Linked DNA regions of Homo sapiens: region 1 is linked to region 2. The links are chromatin loops, found by intact Hi-C in ENCODE. Cell type or tissue: ascending aorta. All regions are shown on one strand. Each heading gives the region's core, and the rest is flanking DNA. Links, peaks and the distances in the headings are about the cores only.

Region 1 (8,324 bases), core at 92-8,091, 140 kb before region 2:
AATTGGTCTCAAATGTTGAGAACTAACTGAATTTAGGAACATAAAACCCTATTTGAAATGGCTCTGAGAGCCTGGCTATTTAAAGAAAACTTGCAATGAAACACTTAGTAAAGTCCCTTCAGTGAAGGAAGCAGACATCTCATTAAGAATTGAGATGTGATTTCAGCCCTGGAGGCGCAGACTCCAGGGGTGGGGGTGGGACAGTCAAGTCTGCCGGTTTCAATGGAGTGTTAACAAGCCCTGTAACCGAAGAGGGACCGCGTTGACTGAGTGTGGCAGACAGGCACCAGGGCAGGACAGGGGGAACACCCGGAGGAAAGGGCCAAGCTGAGACCCAAGAGATGGGCACGGCAGAAGGAAAGGCAAGAGGTGAGCAGGGAGAGCGAGCAGGGCTGGCCTCCCTCCTGAGGGCAGTGGAGAACCACGCAGGGAAGATCTGAGAGAGAGGAATGGCCAAAGGCAGTAGCATTTGGGTTTCAATGACGTTGGCCTGCTAGGGGCCTGATCATAAGTGGAGATGGTGGTAATGGGAAAAGAAGTAGCTTGACTCAGATTCAAGAAGCAGAATTTGTGGGATTTGGTGATGTGTTGGATATGAGGAGTAAGAGGCGATAGGCCTCAAGGATGCCTCCCACAAGTGCAGCTCCAGGGACTAGATGGGTGGAGGGAAAAATAGAGCAGGAGTTTTATAATGGGGTGGAGGATGGAGACTTTGAGTGGGAGGGTTTGAGTTCATAGTGCCAGTGCGTAAGCAGTACACTAAGGCGCCTGCAGCGGAGGGGAGAAACTGGGCTACAGTGAGGGATTCCGGGTTCATTCACCTGTAGAAGGCAGAGAAAGTGGGGCAGGTGAGGGTGCCTAGGAGCCATACAATACGAGAACAGCGCCAGGGAAAGAGACCTGGGGAACATCACAGACGAACAGAGAGGGACGCCAAGCCACAGGGAGAGGAGGACCACCAGGCGACTGTGGTATCACAGAAGCTGGGTACAGACAGAAGGTTGATCAAGAAGCAGAGAACGTCCGTGCTGTCAGCCACAGCTGAGTCGTGAAGGGTGAGCGCCCACAGATTTAACCACCAAGGCTAGATTGTGCCCTTGTGTGAATTAGAAAAAGGTGCCCCTTCCTCAAGGTAATTTACTTCTATCAGAAAACTACTGTAACACACTGATTTTATTAGAACAAAACACTTTACTGCCATCTGTGGGAAAATTGCTATAATAAATAATAAACGTATGATGTCTTAGATGTGGTGCCTGTGCACGGCAGCCGTGGTTATTGCAGATGGCAGTGAAAACCGGTTTCAGAGGAGCAGAATGAAATTCGCCGGCAAGGAGGCTTGGAGCTGTGGGTAACACAGGACCCAACCAAAGATGGCTTACGCTACAAGGAATGTATGGCCCTGAGTCACAAGCTGTCTCCTCTGGTGGTAGGGTGACTTCAGGGTTGGTTCTTCCTCAATAGCTTCACCAAGAACCAGGTCCTCCCCACTTCCTCTGCCGTCCTCTGTGTGCTGGCTTTCTTCCTCAGGCTGATCGCCTCAGGATCACAAGATGGCAGCCACAGCCCCAGTCATTACATTGTTCCATAATATTAAGAGGCAGAAGATGAGGATGTGTCTCCTTTTGTGCCCCTTTTTACTGGGGAGAAAACCTTTCTAACGGTGCCTCAGTCCCTCTCATAACCACCACCCCCTGCCCCCACTAGTTGTGAAGTCAAAAATATCTCCAGACATTGCCAAACGTGCCCTGGAGGACAAAAGTGCCCCTGGCTGGAAACCATGGCCCCATGCCCATGTAGCAACTCCTAGAGATCTTTGAACCAGCTTCTGGTTTTGAACTACTGCTCCCTCTATTGTCTTTTCCATCCCTGCTCTTGACTCCACAGCTCCTGCTCATCATCCACCAGTGTATTGTAATTGCCCATCTACTTATCTGCCTCTTCTACTCAACTGTGAGCTCTAGGAGGGTGGGAACCATGTTTATCTTACTCAAGATTGTATCTCTAGAGCCTACCACCCTGCCTGGTACACAGATAGCCCCCCCAATGCATATATGATATATATATTTCTTTAATGCGCGAATGAATGGATGGATGAATGGATGAATCACCCTGAGCCCTGCCTTTCAGACCTTTCCCATTTGGCTCCTGGATTAGCGAACCACTCTTCTAGAATGGCCCTCTGCAACCAGCCGCACAGCAGCCTGAGAAATTGTCCTTTGCCATTTGTGACCATGGACCATTTTAAGAATCGAGTGGGATCACTGGGCCCTCACCCCATCAAAGGCAGTTTGACAAAATGTTTATATACCTGAAGCTCACCCATGTACCCCCAGGGGACTCCTGTCTCCCAAGAACAAAGCTAGAATGGTTTTTCAGAAAAACATGATTCTGATCAAGGTCTGTTCAGCTTCGAGTCCTTCTGGTCTTCCTCAAGTCTCCATAATGAAGTTCAAACTCCTCAGCCGCACACGCAAGGCCCTCCCCACCTGGCCTTGCCACCTGGCCTCTCTTCCTTCTCTGTTGGGCCACTTCCCTCCAGGCTCACTCTCCCCAGCCATGCCCTGAACCAGCTGAGTTCTTCGACAGCTCCACCACTCAGCCTCCACTTCTGCCACTGAGAACACCTTTCCTCTCTTAGCCGCCGGGCCAGTCCGATGCTCCACTCAAATGGTATCCCTTCTTGAGAGAGTCTCCTGCCCCTTCCTTCCCCAGGGCAGTGGGCACTCCTTCTTTGATACTCCCAAAAGGGAACAATTTCCCCACCGTGCTGGGAGCTATGGAAGGCAAAGAGTCACATGCAACTCATCCTCAGACCTTGCTCTAGGCCTGCCACATAGAGCATCTCAAGGCGCGTTTGCTGGGGATGGTGTCCCCTTGCCATCCATTCCTCATCCCCCTCTGAGTTTTTCTTAGTGGTCTATGTGGTCTCAGAGAGCAGCTTCAAGCCCAGCACGATGAATGGAGCCAGCTTTAAACTGAAGCCAACCTTGAGAACACAAACTCTCAATGATCTCACATTGAGGAGCTGGATCAGCCTTTACCTGAAACCAATCATCTGGGTGTTTCATTTCTGTAAAGCCATTGAATTCCCTTTCGTAGCTTGAGTGGGGTTTTCCATTACCTGCAACCCAGAGAATCAAGAATAAAGTGAAGGAAGAAATGAAAAAATGAGCACAATGACCCCTAAAGCTCTTTTAATCCAGCTGATAGTTGCATGGTATTCATTCATTTCCTCTTGCCTTTCCGCCCTGGAAGACAAAACAGACCTTCTTTCCAAAGCAAACCCCCTCCTCTCCTTCTCCAGAAACTGATTCCATGAATTACCTCATACTCTTTCTTGTGTCTTTGATCTTTCCCTAACAAGTGGCTTCCTCCTTCCTCCCTTCAAATATTCTCAGGTTTTCCCTCTCCTAAAAATCTCGCTCGGGGCCTCCTGAAGTGGTGGCCCCACCCCTTCCTTCCTCTCCCTCTAGCCCTCCCTAAAGGCCAGCCTCCTCTCACTGCCTCCCCACAGGCATGCTTAGTGTGCTCAGTGAAGGCTCAGCACCAGACTGACCTTCCCAGAAAAGCTCTGACCCCAGTCCCTGCTGTGTCCTACGTGCGGCGTGGCCCCTGGCTCTAGGGTTCAGGTGTCAGGGTCTCAGGACTCATAGCCACCTCTAGCCTGAAGCTCTCCTGAAGTAAGAAGCACCCTGCTTTCAAGGTGTAGCTCCCTCACCCAGGCAGGTTCCAGACATCAACCCTGTCCCAACCACCCCCAGTCCTGCCAATCAGTGAAGAGCCAAGGAGGACTGGGCCAGGATGCAGGGTCACCGTGGAAAACCGGGGACACCCGCTGGGTAACGGGAGTGGAGGCTGCCAGCTCTGTGCTCACAGAGTTCAGCCCCTCAGGCGAGAGATGCAGGAGACTCTTGGAAACGTGATGTTTTCAAGCGCTTGGCTTTCTCTCCAAGTATGTTCCTGCTGCTTCTGTAGATTAAGCCTGATTCCTGCAGGAAATGTCAAACCAATGGCTACAACTAAGCTTTAGACCACAAGAAAAAGGTGTCTTTGTCCAGATCGGATTCTTAAAGCAGAGAGAGGAAGCAGAGAGAGAGAATCGCAAGAAATCCCAGGATTCTATGGGAATAGGCCAAAGCCAGAGGTACAGTGGCCTCCCTGCCTAGGGGATTTCTGGCCGAACCCTCCCCACTGGAGTTCCCTTTCTATAAAATGGAACCTCTTCCCTAGCATGGTCAAAGAAACCAGAAGATACAGGTAGCTGCCCTCCTAGGCAAAGGGCAGCCTGGGAGACGGGGGGGGTGCCCGAGTAAGGAGAAGGCAGGGGGAAAGGGGAAAGTCCTGGATTGGAGAGGAGGCAGAGGAGGCCGGGGCTAAGGCAAACCAGACACCAAGCCCCAAGCCCACCCCACCCCCAACCAGTCTTGTGAAAGAAGAAGCAGTTCCACGGGCCCCACCCACTGCTTCTCAGCTGCCTCTCCCTCCAGAAGGCTGGGCTGGAAGCAGCACCCATACCCCGTCCACCCTCCCCGCCCACCCAGGCATATCCCCCTTCACAGTCACTCCCTGTTCAGGTACTGTAGAGATACACACACTGACACTGCTGTGTGGTTCCAACTGTTTTATACTGAAATATGTCTGAGCTGATCCAAAAAAGCGTTGGGTTGGGGGAGAAGGAAATGATGGAAGTGGGGTGATCTCAGAGCTCCATGTTAGCAACTCTGGGAGTGTGGGCCGGTCCATCTGTCTGTCTGCCCACCCTGGCAGGACAATCAGGCCTAGGAGGTCTGGAGGAGCTCGCCGAGCTGGGCGGAGGAGGCAGGCCAGTCCCATGCTGGAGGGGACCCCACGGCCCCTTCTACAGGGCAGGAGAGTCCTCAGCTGAAGGGCTTCACCAGCTTCATGGCAGCATAGTTCTGGAGGGAGGGAGGAGACAGGGACCCATGGTGATCCCACTGGGGCAGGCACAGCCAGAGCAGCTGTCCCAGACCTGGGGCTCAGAGGATGGGGCTAAGCTGCCAACAGGCAAGAGGCTGGGAGAGGACGCTCGTGGCTCTTCAACCACCTGCCCACGCCTCGCCCTCACCACTTGCCATCCATACCATGTGGGGCTCAACACTCCGCCCTGCCTAGTGCTCCAGCCCATCAGGCAAACCCATACCCTCCGAAACTCCACCCGCACCCTCCCACCTGGGGGCCAAAGCTGCCCAAATTGCTCTGTCTTCTCCCCCATCAAGCCAGGCCCATTTCCAGGTTCCAGCTGACTGCCCAGAGGACTCTGAGCACCCTGGACCTGGCCTCTTCCATCAGACAGGTGCTGAAGGTGGGGCCCAGGGTCCTCCCCCACATGGCAGCCCAGGGCTTACGGGTCATCACACCCCTGTCCAGAAAGCAGAGAGAGAGTTGGGGATGGGCTGTCGTGGATGACCCACGGCACAGCCCAGCACTAGAGACAGGGCACCCTTGATTGAGCCCTGCCTGCTGCAGGATTGACAGTATCCTCCCCTCCCCACTTCTCCCCCCAAAAACCATGAAAACACATACAACACAATACAGGGCTCCTAATTGGGACAGTATGTTCCCCAGCGCCGGCTGGGGAAAGCCAACTCTGGAAACAGAGCCGGCCCTCCTTCCCCGCCAAACGCCTCCTGCCTCCCCACGCTGGCCCTGCTCCCGGCTGGCTCTGAGGGGGAAGCTGAGAGGAATCAGACAGGCTGCCCCCTCATACCCCTCCCAAGGGAATTTCCAAGAGGGTAGGGGATTAGGCCAACTGGAGGAAGCTGCCCTGTCCTTGGGCCCCTCTCCACTAGGCCCTGGCTTGGGGCAGGCAGCCTCTGTCCCATGGCCTGAAAGCCAGGTGAGGGTCACCAGGGCCCGGCCCTCATCATCTGGTACTGGCCAAATGAATGAGTGACTTGGGTGGAAGGAGGCAGGATGTGCTCAGCTTGTAGCAAAGACCTGTGAGCAAAGCCAGTCTGCAGCCTCAGGCCCAGGCCACCCCCTTCATCCCTAGACCCCTTACCTAGGATCTGACATCCCCACACCAGCCCTGGGAGAGGGGAAGCAGGGTCCATATTTTAAAGAGGACAACTTCCAGAAGAACTCAAAGGAGAGTGGCCCGCTGCTGGGGGGACAGGAGACAGGGAGGAGCTCTGACCAGGCCCCCCACAGTACCACTCTGCTTCTGCCCACAGCGATGAGGAAGGACCACAGGCTGGAAGTGACTGGAAATCTTTCCTTCCTCTCCCAGCCAGGCAGCAGGGCCTCCTTCCCCAGGCCCCTGGAGGCCTAGATCTGCTGCCCAGTAGCCTAGCAGTGCAGGGTGCAGCTGGCAGGGGCTGGGCTTAGGCATGTCATGGGTGGTGGTGATGCCACTTTGGACCTGCCTTTCCCCTCCCCTTGGCTTTTCAGAAGGAGGCTTGGCTTAATATACAGCAGCCAGGGAAGATGACAGTGCTCCCCTAAGCACAGTCCCAGCCACAGAAGGCCAGAGCTAACCTAGTGCAGCCCCTTCCTCATGTGAGCAGGAGGGATTTGCCAAGGTCACAGGAAGAGTCCATAATCCTGACTCCAGCGACAGAGCTCTGTCACATCCAACAGGGTTTCTCCAACCATCATGTGCCTACATGCAGATTCCCCCTCAGCAGGCCGGGGCCGGCCGGGGACTCTGAGTTTCTAGTGAGTTCCCTGGTGCTACTGCTGCTAGTCCTCCGACTACACCAAGGGCGAGGGTCTGCAGCAGCTCTTCTCTTCCTAAACTCCCACGGCCTGAGCCTCCCAAAAGAGCATTTGATCATCCACAGTACTTTTCCTTACTCTCTGGTTTCAATGTCTCCCCAGGGAAGTGAGCACTCCCCAGTGGCATGAGGCCTCATCCTCTTCTCCCTCATCCCCAAAACACGCCCTTACCTCCCAGACGCACACACGTGCTTAGAGTCTCTGTGGCTAACTGAACACTGGCCAGCTGGGCTCCGAATGGGAGGAGGAGCTTGAGGCAGGCTGGGAAGGGTGCCCCCTGGGCAGGAGACACCAGGCAGAAGTCCTGGGGCCTGACCCCGGATCTCAGGTCACAGCAACAGCTCATGCTGCAGGACACCACACGTGCACACACTCTTCCACAGTCCTGTATCTCAGCTTATATTTGTAATCTCGTCTCCCTTGGCTTAAAGAGGCCTCCCACATCGTACACACCTCGAGTCCCTGCAACCTAGATCTACCCTGGACCACAGTCAGATTTTGCTGATGGACAAACCTCAGAACCTCAGAAACATTTCTCCATTGCGCCTCAGGTGACCACAGCCAGCTTAGCAGGCCTGGCCTGTAGGCAGACCCTTCACCACCCTGGTTCTAGACTCTCCTTAGTCACTATGGCCCAGATGGTAGCTGGTCCGGACATCCAAACCAGACATCCTTTCCCCAGCTCCTCTCAGTTCAGCTGTTAGAACTGCATGGAAAGCTGTGTGGTTATAACTCTCTTCCTCTCTGAGATGCATTCTGCAGACATGGGCATAGCCAGCTGCAGTGGGATGGAGGGGCTCTTGCCCTTTCCTCCTCCTGGAGGACTCACAGAGCAAAGAGCTCACCTGGGGGCAGTTCCCCAAGCAGCCTGTCTGCCATGGGATCAATGCTCTGGGCCAGTGGCCTGGTGCTGACCAGGACTGAGGCCTGAAGTGGGAATCACAGTGAGCCCTGGATTGGGAGTGTGCATGGAATACTGTGCAGCCTACGGCCAGGCCCTTTCCTTCTCTGGGTGTTTGCGTCTTTGCCACCAACATAAGGTCCTCAAGGGGTGGATTACACCATTCTCTCCACTTTTATATAGGGTTGGAGTTTTCATATTAAAAAGATTTCTTTTAAATTTTAAAGAGCATTAGAAATCAGGTGTCAGCCTGAGAATGCTGCAACCCCTTCAAGGTCTAAAGTATCAGAGACACTGGGGGAGGCTCCCTGGTGATCCGGGTTCCCTGATGAGCTGTGCGGGCTGGGGAAGCACAGGCAGGGACCTTCCTCCCCCAGGCAGGGCCCCACAGAGCAAGGGCACGACAGCCACCTCTGGTATGGCCCCACAAGCTCATCAATTGGCTTCTTACCAAGTGAAAGGAAACCCAAATGGGCACCGAGCCAAGTAAGGGCTCCTGGGCCAGCCTCCCGCTCCCCGACAGCTTCCCTATGCCCACCTGCTGCAGGAGGCAGGACACACTCTATTGAGTGCCTCAGGTGGACCCTGAGATGCTCTCCCAGCCCCAGCTCCTCCCTTCCTCTGGATTTGCAACTGCTGTTAAGACAAAGGGACCTTCTCTGCTCTGCCATCAACATCTCAC
Region 2 (8,324 bases), core at 297-8,296:
TGCTAAGAGTGCCAGCCTCCTGGGCACTCCAGGGCTAGGACTGGCAGAGCTGGGAAAGGGACCACACGTGGGACAGAGACAGGCACCTGCTCACCCTTCCCATCTAAGAACCCCCTTGGACACGTGGAGTGGCCCGTACCCGTGTTCCCTAGTGTCTGAAGAGGTGCCTGAGCTCCCTTCGTGAGTTGAGCAGACAGCTGCAGCTCTCATTAGGGCTCCTGGGCATGTCAAAACTGAGGAGATGTTAGAGCTGCCCTGGGAAACCCAAGGCCACACTCCCTAAAATGTCCAAACCAAGGCTGGCTGACTCCTTGAAATGATCAGGATGGGTCAGGGTCAATGCTGACCACAGCTGGTCCCAGGAGCTGCATCTGTGGGCACTAGTAGCAGGGCCCCTTGCCTGGAGGAGAGCAAGGGGACAGCTGGAACAGGTTTGCCAGGGCCAGGACCAGGGCCTTTGAGTAGACTCTGGCAGCTTTCCATGGGAGGCGGGATTTAAGGTGTGGCCCCCTGCTCTATGATCCTGTGATCGGGGTCCCAGCCAGGAGCACTGCCTCACCGTCAAAGACTGCACGGCTGTACTGAGTGGTGGAGGCCAGCGGCAGGCAGGTCATGTCGAACTTGTTCCCGTAGTTCCCGATGCTGACCTCAAACTGGATGGCATCATCCACATCCTGCAGCATGGTGGCTGAGTAGAAGGCCGCAAACAGGGAGTACTTGCGCCTCCTAAGGTACTTCTGAGAGCAGAGAGTAGACCAGAGGGTCACGGGAGGAGCAAAGAAAGGCACCCAGGCTGGGGAGGGGACATACGTCTGGCAGGCCCCGGCCATAACCGGCACCCAATAGCTCCTGGCTGGACTGACGGGTGGCAAGTAGCCCAAGAAAGAAACAGCATCCAGATTTCATTGCTAACTGAACAAGCTCATTCCAGGTCTGCATGTGTCTGGCCACGTTTCCCTAATAAGAGCTACTCCTCCAAGGTCAAGCTGCCCCTAATCCAAACCAGCAGCCATGGTACCACCACATCAGCTGAGTGGGGGCTCCCACTGGGCCCGCAGGGGCAACCCGGGCCTTATCTGCCATTCAGAGGGGCTTAAGGCTTTTAAGCCACCAGGCGCCTGACCAGAGCTCCTGCCCCATGCCACTCAGGGTCTCTCCCTCAGCAGCCAGCTCTTCAGGATACACGGGCTGCCACTGTCATGTGCCTGGGATGAAAGGGTCTCATTGTCCCCTCCAGGCTCTGAGCACGGGATGGGGACAGGGCAGGAACTCAATCCTACGACTGAGAGAAGAGGGGTCAGACAATTGGGTGTTAGGTGAATGTAAATAGTAGCAACAGCTAGCACTTAGTAAGTGCTTACTGCATATGTGTATTAATTTCCTTAATTCCCACAACTGTCTTATGAGATAAGTATAATCATTACCCCCACTTTCCAGATAGGGAAACTGATGCAGCCGGTAAGTGCTAGAGCCAGGATTCAAACCAGAGCGATCTGACCACTGTGTCTAAGAGCTTAAAGCACCACACAGACTCCACACAGCTACCTCCTGGACACAAGGCCCAGCTCTACCATTTGTTCCTCTGATATATCTGAGCCTGTTTCCTCATCTGTGAAATGGGGATAATAATAATAACAGCAGCCACCTCATGGTGCTGGGAGGAGTCAGTAATGGCAGAGGTGTCAGCAGCACAGTGCCTGATACATGTTCAGTGCTTATTTGACTTAACAGTTAGCTATCCTTATGTTATTAATATAAAATCGCATCTCATTTTGCATCAAGCTCTAGACTTTTTGAATATTTTCATTTATCTTCTCTGAGCCTCTGATCATCCCTCCAGGGAAGCAGGGCAAGTGTTGATTTATTCCCACTTTACAGCTGAGACTTGAGGCCCGGGGAGGTAAAGGCACGATGCGTGTGGGCAGAGCTTCCTCCTCCCTCGGCCATGACACCTCAAGGCCAGTCCCAGCCTGGCCATCCCTTCCCTGCCCCGACGCCCAGCTCCCACCCAGAGCCACACCCCTCACCTCCACCCGGAGGATGTCATCCGCAGGAAGGTCCTCCACCTTCTGTTCACTGTGCTCCACCAGCTTGGTCTCCAGGGAGAGCAGAAGCCGGCCACGATAAGCCACACCTTCCCCCTGCCAGGGAGGTCAGGTCACAAGGAGCAGGGGAGACAGAGGGGAGGAGGGGAAGGAAAGGGGCACCCTCTGGCCCTGAGGTAGCTCATCTCTCAGGCACCCAGGAGGTCCCTCAGCCAACCTCATCCCCCCTGCAGGTGAGGAAAGCATGGCCCAGAGAGTTCGGGGGATATGACAAGCCACCCAGATGGACAGTGCCAGATGCCAACTCAGCCTAAAAGACAAAGACAGAGAGACGGGGCCTGGGTGCTTCAAGGCGAGGAACATGGAAGGATCAGACTGGCACTCAGGCAGAGGCAGTGTCAAGGGGCAGAAGGAGAACTCCCTGAGGGGTTGGCTGCCAGGTCGTGGGCCCCCAGGAGGGGCTGGAAGACCCTGCATGCAGGCCTGGGCTCCTGAGGGACCTGGGCATCTGGCATCCTGCCCTTGCCAGGGCTCCAGCCGGCTTACCTTGCCTGTGTTGAGCTCTGTGTAGGGGTCTGGGAAGCCTGTGAACTCTCTGGGACTGCCATAGAGGTTGATGTAGCAGGGCCCAAAAGTGGGGAGGAAGCCCAGGTAGTCATCCACTGGGAGACACAAGTGGCAATCAGAGGGGTCGGCCCAGTGGGGCTTCCCAATGCTCCACCCAGCCACCTTCCAACCTGAGCCCACCCCTGGCCCTCAGTTCCCCCCCACATGCACCAGATGCAGCTCCTGTCAGTGTATAAAGAAGAACGCCACGAGCGATAGCTCTCACGCCCTCCCCTAAGTCTCTTTACTCCTCACCATCATGCTGAGATGCAATCATATTTTTATTAGTCTCATTTTACAGATGAGGAAACCGAGGCTTGGAGATGCAAAGAAACACAAGACTACAAGGTGGCAGGGTCCAGAATGGTGTCACCTCAAAGCCCATGCACTCAGCCAGCACACAAAGTTGGGGTTTGAGGCCCTCCACTGCTCGTGCCCCTCCCCAGCCCCACCCCCAGCATGTCCTGCATGTGCTCTCCATCCTACGCTTCTATAGGCACTGTAGGCCCTGCAGCCAATGGGGAGGGGCTAAGAGGTCCCAGAGCCCGGTAACCAGAGAAACCATCTCCCAGGAGGCCAGGGATGGAGCCCAGCTAGCCGTTCCTCCTCCCTAGGGTAGCCCCCAGGCACATACCCTCTGCCCTAACGGCCTTGCCTTATCCCAGAATCTCCTCCCCACACACACATTGTACAAAGAACAATTTTTTAACAGAGCAGGTCAGAGGAGAGTTCGAGAATTACACTCCTGAAGAGGGGAAATCTCTCCACATTCTTTCATCCTTTTCTGGAGGCTCTCTTTTACTAACATCATTTTCCAGCTCACAGCTGAGTTTCCCAGATGGGACTTTACTGGCCATGCTCTGAAAACCCTAAAATGCCACAGTGTCCCTTTCAGAGGAATGGGGAAGAGGTTGTTTCCAAAATGCCAAAGGTAGAAAGCAGGGCCAGAGACAGGAACCCTCTGGAACGACCCAATCAGTCCACACAAGGATGGGCCAAAGTAGGCACAAAACAAATGGCCTCAGCAAAGAAGCGTTTGAGCTAGACCTAAGGTCATGCACTGTGAGTCGAGCCCCTGCCCAGACCCTAGGGATGAGGAAGGGGCCAGGACAGGGAGGGACCAGAAGGCTGGAGCCTCACCTCCCCTCTCAGCCAGGGGCCTCCCCACCTCCTTCAACACCTTCTGTCTCCTAGACCCCAGCACAGACAGGGCACTGGCCTTCAGGAGAGGTGGGAGGCCCAGGTAGGTGGGCTAACAGGAGCATTACTAATTATTTGCGTTAATCATCTCAATTATGATTTACCTTGGGGATTTCAACTCCAAGAGTTTTTAACTCCTCTTGGCCTCCTCCTGGCCCCTGAAACACCTCACACTCCCCCTGCCCCACTCCAGACCCCCATGCCTGCCCCTACCCCTCACTACCAGACAGAGTGGTCTAACTCGAGCATCAGCCCAAGCCTATCCCATTTAGGAAGGGTTGGGGGAAGTGGGAGGAAATTGCCCCTTAAAGCATTCCAGATGATTTACATGCTCCACAGAGGCCGAGAGGTGACAGCAAAGGTAAGTCCAGGGACTTACCTTTGTGGGGGAATCTCAATCCCACCTCAGGCAAATCAAAAACCCCATGCCTCCAGCACCCTCGCCCCTCTAGCCAAAACCCAAGGCCCCACTCCCCTGGTTGTCCCCAAGGTGACAGCAACGTACAGTCTGAGGCTTTCGAAGGCTTGACAGCACCTGCAGGCTCCTCTGAAGCGTAAAGAAATGGAAAAGGGGTTAGGGTGGGCATGGCTGGGAGAAGGACGGGTTACATGAACAGGCTGTGGATGGAGAGCTGGCAGGCAGACAGATGGAAAGACAGCTCCCGGGTGTGAAACAGATGTGGCCCGAGGCCCCACCCTCTGCCCAGCTGTGAATTTATCATAAACTAAATCATCACGGCCCCTCCAGACGCAGCCCCCAACACCCCATGAGCCCTGGGGGTCCCACCTGGCCTGCCCATCACTCTGTGTGTTCCGTTTGCCAGTTGAAAACCAGACCCGAAACTTGATTCAATACACTCAAGGAATAATTCAGAAAAGAAAATGTGCTTTTCCATATGATAGCCAGATAAGTGAGGGGAACAAAGTACAGACACAACGGGAGGGTGGGGAGACACAAAAGGGCCAGAGCTAGGCAGCAAGGCACACCCCACACTCCAAGCCCGCAGGCAGGTCGTGCTTGGGACCAGGCGCGCCGAGCAGGGACATTTCAAGGCACAACATCTCCACCTAGTGGCCGTGTCCAGGATCACCCCCCTGAAGGCTCCACGTTGCGTTTTCACAACAGCAGGCACTGGCATCTGGCTTCTGACACAGGCCGCTTCCAGGGAATCACAGAGCCAGACACTGTCCACAAGCTGAACACGCTACACACTTGGGTGTGCCCCTGAATGTTGGTAAGGAATGTCTAGAAATAAGAAAAGCACGGAAGGAAATGCTCTGGCACATGTATGGACTCTGAATCTGTCCCTCACTGCTAGGCAGGTATGCGATGCGCCAAGGAAACGGACACCCCTCAGTCTTCCTCCACTGTCCTCTCTGATTTCTGCCTCTTCCCAAATCTGATCTTCCCATTCTCCTTCTCCAACAGTAAAGTGTAACGCAGTCTGAGGTCACGTGCACACCCGGGATGTGGTTGGTGAACTTGCTGATTACTTCCCTTCCTTGTTCACCTTTACCTGTTGCTGTCCTCCAGAAAACACTCGTTTTGCCCCTAGCTCTGTGACTGCAGTCAGAAGTCAAGGGTTGAGGAAAACTTTGTGAAGGAAGAATGCACAAAGACACAGAAAGAGTGGAGAAGAGAGAAGGGAGCGTGGCCATCCAGAGTGAGGACAGGGCAAAGACAGCAAGGAGGGCCCGGCCCAGCCCCTCAGCCCTCCTCAGCGAGGCCTCAGCTATGAATGCCAGCCAGCAGACACCAGGGCTGCAAAAATCATAGTTCATGGTCACCTTCATCTCCAAAGCAAGAGGTTTCCTTCTGTGGGCGAGCCAGGGCTCTGCTCATGGGGAGTTTTCTGCAACAGCGAGAGGGCCAACACAGACACAGCTGCAGGCCCGAGGAGAGCAGTGGCCAGGGACCACCGGAAGCAAACAGATCACATTTTAAGCTCCTTCTAAATGATTACTAACAGGCCTGGCCCGTTATCTCGGGCTAATGAGGCCAAGGTCACAGTTCCAACCCCCATGTGCTTCTTACAGAGGCAAAGTCGGCTTCCCACCCAGACTGATTTTGAATTCTGGCTGCAGACTGGTGTCCAGCCCAGATGCAGATGTCCCCCTAATCCCATCGGCCATCTGACCAACACATGGCTCTGGTGGCTCAGAGGATCAAGTGGGTGGCTGCGAAGCAGCCTGCCTCGCAACCACACCTTTTCATTAATTCACCCATTCTTTCTTTCTTTTTATTTATTTATTTATTGAGACAGTGTCTTGCTCTTGTTGCCCACACTGGAGCACAGTGGCCCAATCTCGGCTCACTGCAACCTCCGCCTCCCAGGTTCCAGCAATTCTGCCTCAGCCTCCCAAGTAGCTATGATTCCAGGTGCCCACCACCACCTATTTCTTGTATTTTTAGTGGAGATGGGGTTTCACCATGTTAGCCAGGCTGGTCTCGAACTCCTGAACTCAGGTGATCCACCCACCTCAGCCTCCCAAAGTGCTGGGATTACAGGTGTGAGCCACAGCACCCAACCTAATTCACCCATTCTTTCATTCATTTGTTCATTCAGCAAGCCTAACCAGGTGCAGGAGGAGGCACTGGGAATGTGTAATAAGACACAGCCCTGTTGGTGTCTTAGGTCAATGACTCCTGACTTGGGGGCGGATCGCAGTCTCTGGGTGTGAAGGTCCATCCCGGGCTCTCGCCCCTGTGTCTGCAGACAGTTCAAGAGCACAGTGACCAGTGAAGCCACCCAAGACAAAGCCTCTATTTAGTCCACATCACCGTTCTGCCAAAACACAAGTGTTTTATTGTGTTTTCCCTCAGCCCAGGAAGCTGGGGCTGTGGAAGCCCAAAACACAGATGAATGCTCCCAGTTCTGTGGCCCGAGCAACGAAGCCCAGCTGCCTCACCTGGGGGAAGCTGAAGGAGATAGACAGCAGGACCTCCCAGCCCAGTGAGCCACAAGTCCCAGCCCTGCACACAGTCCCCGGAACATGCATGAAGAAGCTGAGGCCATCACCTGCGGTCTGCCCCGCCAGCTCCCTCTGCCTCTCGGCACATCCCCAAGCCCATGGCGGCTGGCTGCCTGACTCTCGCTTGCGCCAGGCAAGAGGAGAAACTGAAAACTGCTGGGAAATCAGCATCATCTACATTCCAGAGACAAAAGGAGACTAACTTTGGATTTCTTAACTATGGAAAACACTAGGATACAAGTGCTATTTATGGAGCATGAGTTTCCTATGTATAAAGTTATCAAAGAATCTGTGTATGTTTCACAGAGCTCACGTGCCTGTTACCTCTCAAAAGACCTGCAGCTTCTAAGGAAAGCACTCTTTTTTAAAAAACAAAATTCTTACTTAATACTTCAGAGCACAGGGTCCAAGGAACACTCTAGTGCGCCCAGGCAAATTTGTGGGCAGAGGTGTTTAAAAGGTTAGTGTCAGGTCTTGCCCTCACTGGAAACAAAAACAAAAACAGAAAAACAAAAACTGCTAGTTGAACCAAATCATCTGGTGAACCCTGAGGCGGGGAAATACAGAGAAAGAACTTGTTTTTACAGTTCAGTTTCATTTGGTCTTTGAGAGCAGTGAGGAAATAGAAGTGTTGTCTATCACCCCAATGGGCTACAAGCCCACAACGTGGAGAAACAACATAAAAAAGGGCTGAAAGGAAAGTTGGAGCGACGCGTTCTGAGGGGGCTGCAGGCAAGTCGGGGAGGCTTGGCCCGAGCAAGGCAAGGGCCCGACCTCAAGGCCGGAGAGAGGCCCTGGCCCCAGAAAGGGACCCACCTCTGCAGGAACGGGTCGGCAGAGTCCGAGAGTCATCAAGGACAGCTCCAGTTGGATGCACAAGTTTAACTCTTTTACTGCCACTTAAATCAAGCTATTTAACTGCATGTTCAAAACCGGTTAGCTGGTTGCAAGAAGATTCTCATTTCTTTCCAGAACCATCTGTGATGGAAGGTGGTCCCGACTTTGAATGCCTTCCGCAGCATGCTGGGTTGCCCGTGACCTGAGCGCCATCTAGTGACCACATAAACATCTTTCTTACCTTCCCACCAACACACTCATGCGGACACAGAGAAAGGTGAGGGCTCACACAGCATAGAAATGAAGACAGGTCGGGGGATGTTAACTCTCCATCAGGGGGCTGGTGGTAGGCACGGCTGCAGCGTCATGAAACACAACTGTCGGAAAACAGTCAGAAATGCCACAGTGTGCCCCCACCACTGTCTGCCCCTGGATTGAGAGATGAGAGACAGTGCCAGTCAGAAAACTGAAGACGAGGTTCCTTCCATACCAAGAGTACTGACCTGTGAGGTGACCCTCTGTCTGCATTACCACCCCCAAATCTCTCTACCTGTGCAGGAGACAGCCCTCCTTAGAAACTATCTGAACAGCAATTAGTGAAGGGGCCACATCCCGGAACAGATTGTTCCCCCAGCGAGGAAGGGAGGGGCTGGGGCAGGAAGA

What was found. A loop is a pair of places that touch in the nucleus more often than their neighbours do. Peaks named below come from ENCODE experiments on the same cell type or tissue, not always from the same donor. Only the 100,000 strongest peaks of a DNase experiment are listed, where the experiment ranks them.
Region 1: a loop joins it to region 2, with 3.0 times the contacts of the local background. A loop is called at or near these places in 3 of 110 quality-filtered maps.

The regions. Positions count from the first base shown.
Region 1 is chr2:71,683,049-71,691,372 of GRCh38, reverse strand. DYSF (dysferlin) reads right to left here. Exons shown (of 56, transcript NM_001130987.2): 56 at 4,610-4,919. The coding sequence ends at 4,881. Among named protein-coding and RNA genes, the nearest start is that of DYSF, 220 kb to the right of the region's middle. In ascending aorta, for the core only: no CTCF peak of the experiment used is centred there; no DNase peak of the experiment used is centred there; H3K27ac peaks cover 2,123 bases.
Region 2 is chr2:71,545,424-71,553,747 of GRCh38, reverse strand. DYSF (dysferlin) reads right to left here. Exons shown (of 56, transcript NM_001130987.2): 18 at 2,592-2,707; 19 at 2,028-2,141; 20 at 560-737. Among named protein-coding and RNA genes, the nearest start is that of DYSF, 83 kb to the right of the region's middle. RefSeq lists enhancers at 1-499, 500-1,001, 7,922-8,001. In ascending aorta, for the core only: CTCF peaks have their summits at 4,940 (motif pointing left) and 7,865 (motif pointing left); DNase peaks (open chromatin) are centred at 4,887 and 7,877.